2 separate regions of the Homo sapiens genome follow, and region 1 is linked to region 2. A link is an interaction called in ENCODE POLR2A ChIA-PET data of the cell type or tissue named here. Cell type or tissue: GM12878. All regions are shown on one strand. Each heading gives the region's core, and the rest is flanking DNA. Links, peaks and the distances in the headings are about the cores only. Region 1 has its middle 23 kb from the start of CMC1. Region 2 overlaps LOC105377008 (a long non-coding RNA gene).

The links. ChIA-PET counts read pairs that join two places held together with the same protein. Peaks named below come from ENCODE experiments on the same cell type or tissue, not always from the same donor. Only the 100,000 strongest peaks of a DNase experiment are listed, where the experiment ranks them.
Region 1: POLR2A ChIA-PET joins it to region 2 with 10 read pairs; 4 of 35 experiments call an interaction of 5 or more read pairs at or near these places.

What each region holds. Positions count from the first base shown.
Region 1 is chr3:28,217,357-28,220,281 of GRCh38, reverse strand. No RefSeq gene overlaps it. Among named protein-coding and RNA genes, the nearest start is that of CMC1, 23 kb to the left of the region's middle. In GM12878, for the core only: no CTCF peak of the experiment used is centred there; a DNase peak (open chromatin) is centred at 1,571.
Region 2 is chr3:28,131,473-28,134,397 of GRCh38, reverse strand. LOC105377008 (a long non-coding RNA gene) reads left to right here. Exons shown (of 3, transcript XR_940674.3): 2 at 1,320-1,597. Among named protein-coding and RNA genes, the nearest start is that of LINC01967, 100 kb to the right of the region's middle. In GM12878, for the core only: no CTCF peak of the experiment used is centred there; no DNase peak of the experiment used is centred there.

The DNA.
Region 1 (2,925 bases), core at 254-2,753, 86 kb before region 2:
TATAATTTTTATTTTCTGTATAACAAAGAAATGTGTGACTAATTTATAAATTGAAAATCATGCTTTTTCTTGCTTTTCATAACCACTTTTTTTCATAAAAATGCAACTTGATGGCAACTTTTGTCTCATCATTTACCATTAGCATTTATTCAATAGACGAGAGTGCTTACTTAGTATGAAACACTACTAATTAGGGGCAGGGTAATAAGTCAGATATGTAGCCAGATTTCAAGGCATTAGAGGGCAGTTAAGATGTCCTTAAAATACTACACTATAAGGCAATATGATATATGAGCCACTAATATACACTTTGGCTTTAAAATATAAATATGGATAGATACTTTTATTCTAAAGGCTTTTAATACAAGGTACATGGAATATTGGTTTTAAACATTCGATTATTAGATCTGCATTCCTCCAAGAGTGTCATTGTCTTTTTCCAATGATCATTTCTTAAACTTTACACACAGTTAACTTAGAAAATTAGCAAGATAATGAATATAGGGTCCTACCTCCTTATATGGTTTGGCTATGTCTCCACCCAAATCTCATCTTGAATTGTAGTTCCAATAATTTCCATGTGTGGTGGGAGGGACCAGGTGGGAGGTAATTGAATCATGGGGGCAGTTTTCCCCATGCTATTCTCGTGATAGTAAGTTCTCACAAGATCTGATGGTTTTACAAGGGGCTTCCCACTTTGCTCTGCTCTCATTCTTTCCTTCCTGCCCTTATGTGAAGAAGGACATGTTTGCTTCCCCTTGTGCCATGACTGTAAGTTTCCTGAGGCCTCCCAAGCCCTGTGGAACTGTGACTCAATTAAACTTTTTTCTTTAAGAGTTACTTATTCTCGAGTATGTCTTTATTAGCAACTTGAAAATGAACTAATACACCTCCCAATTTAGATTTTTACACATCAGACTATCAAAAGAGACTTTGCTGTGATAGACTGAATATTCAAATATGTATTCAGATTATTCTGCATTTTAAATGGAAATTACAAAGTCCAGAGGAAAAAATTGACAGTTCACTCAAATGTGATTATCGCTTCTTGGCTCCCTTTTGCAGGTGGTCTTGAACTGTACCTCTCTTTTCCTTTTTAACCTCTTGTATTTAAAACTCCTTAATTAAGGGGAAATCTAAAATTTTCTTCATTCTTTTTTGAGGAGTCCTGCAATTAAAAAGTTGAGAATCTGCCTAGATGTTTGAGGAGCACAGATTATACTGAACAATCCACCCTTAATAATTAAATAGAATGTTATAATCATAAATAGCTCTGCCTTGCAGTCATTTCTGTAATTTTGTCTGACATTCATATTGTCATTTGATTAGTTAATCATCCATTTTCAAAGGTGTGAATGTGTTTTCACACTTCTGCTAAGACAGTGTTAACTATGAAACTATAGATAGCAATAGAGATTAATTATCTATTGCACCAGTTCCCACACCTTGTGCTTACCAGATAGAGGAAAAGAGTGCATGCCTTAACACAGGTGTGATTTCAAAAAATGGGAAAAAAACTGCTTGGTCAAATGAGCTTAAGGAGTACTTTCAATTGATCTTTAAAACATTAACAGCATTTACACTTTTAATTTCATTTCATAAAACAATTGATCTCTCATGTATAGCAAGGCTTGTTTCCTGAGTGAATTGGTGCATATCTTCAGTTACAAATGTGGAGGCATTTTACAAATGAGTCAGTCTTTCATGGAATTAGAAAATGGAACAGAAACTCTTTTTCAGGTTTTAACAATTGCTATAACTTCAATAGGGCAAAGTCAGAAATTATAGACTTGTCCTCTGAAAGGTTAATTAAATACAGCGAAACTTCTAAGCAGTCAAGTAACTCAAAATAATAATGAAAATATAATAATGGAGAACTTATTATTATAAGCACAATAATAATAATGAGCTCTCCAACTGACTTTTGATTTGCTGCTGCTCCCTTACCCTAATGATGAAGTCTGTTAATTTAGAATCTGCCTCATCACTTCTTTGGAGATCTGATTTTTCTATTTCAGTGAATTAGCTTTGATGTGAAGGGTGTCGTGACTGAAATGAGACACTAAGGGATAGAAGTTGACCTTTAACCACATTCATTTTTGAAGTAAAAATAAGCTCAGATTTTAATCCACCATGAAAGATAACAATTTCTAGATTAGTATTAGCTTCGGTCCTACACTTGATCATTAATGTTGTTAGTCTTCTTTAAAACGTAAACCAAGCACTGAAAATGAACTAAAATTTGCTTCTCTCATTCAGAAAAATGACTCTTTCATCTCATATGCTTTCTTGCTTCTTTAGATATGTGGATGCAAATATTCTTCCAGGCATGGTTCTGTATGGAAAGACACTCAGACAAGGTTGTTGCTCAGAGATCTGCAAGCTTGGGTCAATGCCTTTCCAACTGTTTTCTAAGTGCCTCCCATTATAAATCCATAGCCCCAAATTGCTCCTTTCCTCTTGGTTTGGGTATGACATAAGGCAAGCAAATTCAAGCCACTAGGTTTTTGGTAGAAGAAAAATGAGATAAAAATCCAAGTAGCTGGACCAGGAGCATAGCATTCCCACATTTCTAATCAGTCTGTTGGTAACATATTATTTTGCATCATTGCACATGGGCTAGTCAATTCATATTTAGTTACTCTTTCCTAATCTAAATTCTCAACTCCATGCTACTGTACTACCAGTCAATAAATAAGAATGACTATAATTTATCACCATGACCCCCCTTACATGTAGGACACTTTAGTTCTCAGGCCTAATCTGACCTTCCTAGAAGGCCTCAATTAACCACACATCTGAAAATGCTTAGCTCCAGCAGCATCACAGATATGTTTACAACTTTATGACAGCAAACATGTCTGTGTTGAGAGAAAATTGGTTGAAAAGAAGAGAGGGAAATGTGACCAAGACCAGTGACTCGTG
Region 2 (2,925 bases), core at 275-2,774:
GGTTCCATTTTTCTTGAGGATATTCTTATAATAGTAAGATTACATCATCAGCATAGGGAAGGATGCTTGTCTCTATGTTTATCTATATGTTGGGGCATATATAGGAGAAAATATATAGATCTTTTGAGCCAGAATAAATTACTTAGGCAAAAATTATAAATAAAAATGTTTAGGTGCAGTCTGGTTTTAAGCCATTTAAAATTAGAATTGACTCTTTCAAAATCCATTCTGGTATTGCCATATTGATTTAGATAAACATTTAAAATCTGAGATCTACACCAAAGTCATGTAAGTTGGCCCACAGAGCAGCCTGAGATTCCTTGTGGAATAAGGCAGAATGTAAACAAAAAGCCCAGAGATTGTCCTTATCTATGGAATCAAAAGCTGATAATAGATCACAAAATACCTGGGGAAATAGAATTTTTCATAACTAAATTCCCATAAAGTGAAGGGGATAGGACTTTGAGCCCCATAGCTAAATGACATGTTCAAAATCTCACTGTTAATTAGTCATGATGTGGGACCAAAATCTAGCTTTTTTTTTTTTTGAGACAGAGTCTCACTCTGTCACCCAGGCTGGAGTGCAGTGGAATGACCTTGGCCCACTGCAATCTCCACCTCCTAGGTTCAAGCGATTCTTCTGCCTCAGCCTCCCAAGTAGCTGGGATTACAGGTGCCCGACACCACACCCGGCTAAGTTTTTGTATTTTTAATAGAGATGGAGTTTCACTATGTTGGCCAGGCTGGTCTCAAACTCCTGACCTCAGGTGATCCTCCCACATTGGCCTCCCAAAGTGCTGGAATTATAGGCATGAACCAATGTGATGGGCCTATGGCTCTTTTAATGCTCTTCCCATCTCCTTAATATGGTGGCAGAAATGGAAATTGACATACATTGAAATATTATTTATTCTTTTCATATATGTCCTATACTATTTATTGCAGAACTATCTTCTATCTACTTTTCTGAGCACAAAGTTCCTCAAAATAAAAGCAGCTTTTGAATAGAGATAATCTATCGATATTTTCTCTCCCTTTTCTTGCCTCCTGCCCACAATCCCCTTTGTGCTAACTTCTGCTGAACTCTTGACCTTGGGTAAAGATGCAGCTTTGCGTGAATTTTCGAAAGTGACTTTTGGTGATTTAGCTGCTAAATGTGTATGATAGAAATCCAGCTTACCTTGGAGGCTCTCAGGGTTTTTAATTTACCATGCCAGAAAGCAGACCAGTCTGGGGAAATTCAGCTAATGTCTCCCAGCTGTGCAGGAAAAGTGTGAACGGCTCTGTCAGAAAAGCTGCCTCTTTCTCTTCTTTTCCAGACAGTAGCTTATATTGAAACATCACTTCTCATTTGCTGTTTGGACAATGGTGATGGAACTGCTGCTTTATTGCCCACGGAGAAGCGAAGTGAAGAGTCTAAAGTGGGTCTTGCAGTTACACTGGACAAAAGAAGTTTGAAACTGAGGCTTGGTCCTGAAGAAAACATAGAGAAGCCTGACAGATTATATATATTCACAGCTTTGACTTAAAGGTTGCTGGTTGACCAATAAGTAATACAAGAAGAAATGGTCTTTTCTGGAATTGTCCTTCTTTCCAGGTGAGCAAATTAAATGCCATCACTTAGTCCTGGGAGCAAGCCAGCATTTCTTGGTGAATTTCCAAAGCATGTTTGTTAGAATGTTGGAGCTGCTGCATGATTAAGGCTGTTAGAATAAGTGACAGAAACTTAGAAGGCAAAAACTTTCAGAGAGAAATATTAAATTTCAGCCACAGGGCAATAATTGTCAACCTTAATGCTTTATCAAAAAGCAGATACTGAATGACTACCTATGCTTAGCATGATTTGTAGCAAATACTGTTGGTTGCCTCTTGGGCAGCTGTTCCCTTTACTTCTTCTTTCCTCTATCATGACCACCTGTCATGATAGAGGCCGAAAATTTTGGAGACTTGCTTTCCCAGCTTCCTTTATAAGGAGGGTTACTCATGTGACATAATGCTGACCCATGAAGGAAGTTTGGTGGCTTCAGAGAAATATTTTTCTTCATGATTAAAAGTTATATAAAGAGGGCCAGGTACGGTGGCTCATGCTTGAAATCCCAGCACTTGGAGAGGCTGAGGTGGGCAGATTGCTTGAGCCCAGGAGTTCCAGACCAGCTTGGTCAAAATAGTGGGACCTCGTCTCTACAAAAAACACAAAAGTTAGCCAGGCAGGATGGTGCACACCTGCAATTCCAGCTACTTGGCAGACTGGGGCAAGAGGATGGCTTGAGCCTGGGAGGTCATAGCTGCAGTGAGTTGTGATTGTGCCACTGTACTCCAGCCCGGCTCGCTTCATGAGAGTAGTGACTTCCTCAGTTTTGTTTATGGTTATGTTCCCATGCTTACAATAATGCCTGGTATTTAGTACTGTCTCATAAAATTTACTTACTAACTGAATGATTGCATGCAAATATTTGTGAGTGACTGTGATGGTTAGAACTGCAGCAGCCATTTTGCAACCTTGAAGCAACCCATATGACAGGAGCCAGCACCCTGAAGATGGCATAGTGGAAGGTCTTTGATGACACCATTGAACAACTGAGACAGACTTGTGGAAAATTACCTCTTAACTTCTTGTAATATTATATAACAAATTCCTAATATTTAACTGCATTAGTGGCCAGGCATGGTGGCTCATGCCTATAATCCCAATGCTTTGGGAGGCCAAGGTGGGAGGATCTGTTGAAATCAGGAGTTCAAGACCAGCCTGTGCAACATAGGAAGACCCTGTCACCACAAAAAAATTTAAAAATTAGCCTGATGTGGTGGCACGTGCCTGTAGTCCCAGCTATTCAGGAGGCTGAAGTGGGAGAATCAACTGAGCTGTAGAGATGGAGGCTGCAGTGAGTCATGATTGCACCACTGCAGTCCAGCCTGGGCGACAGA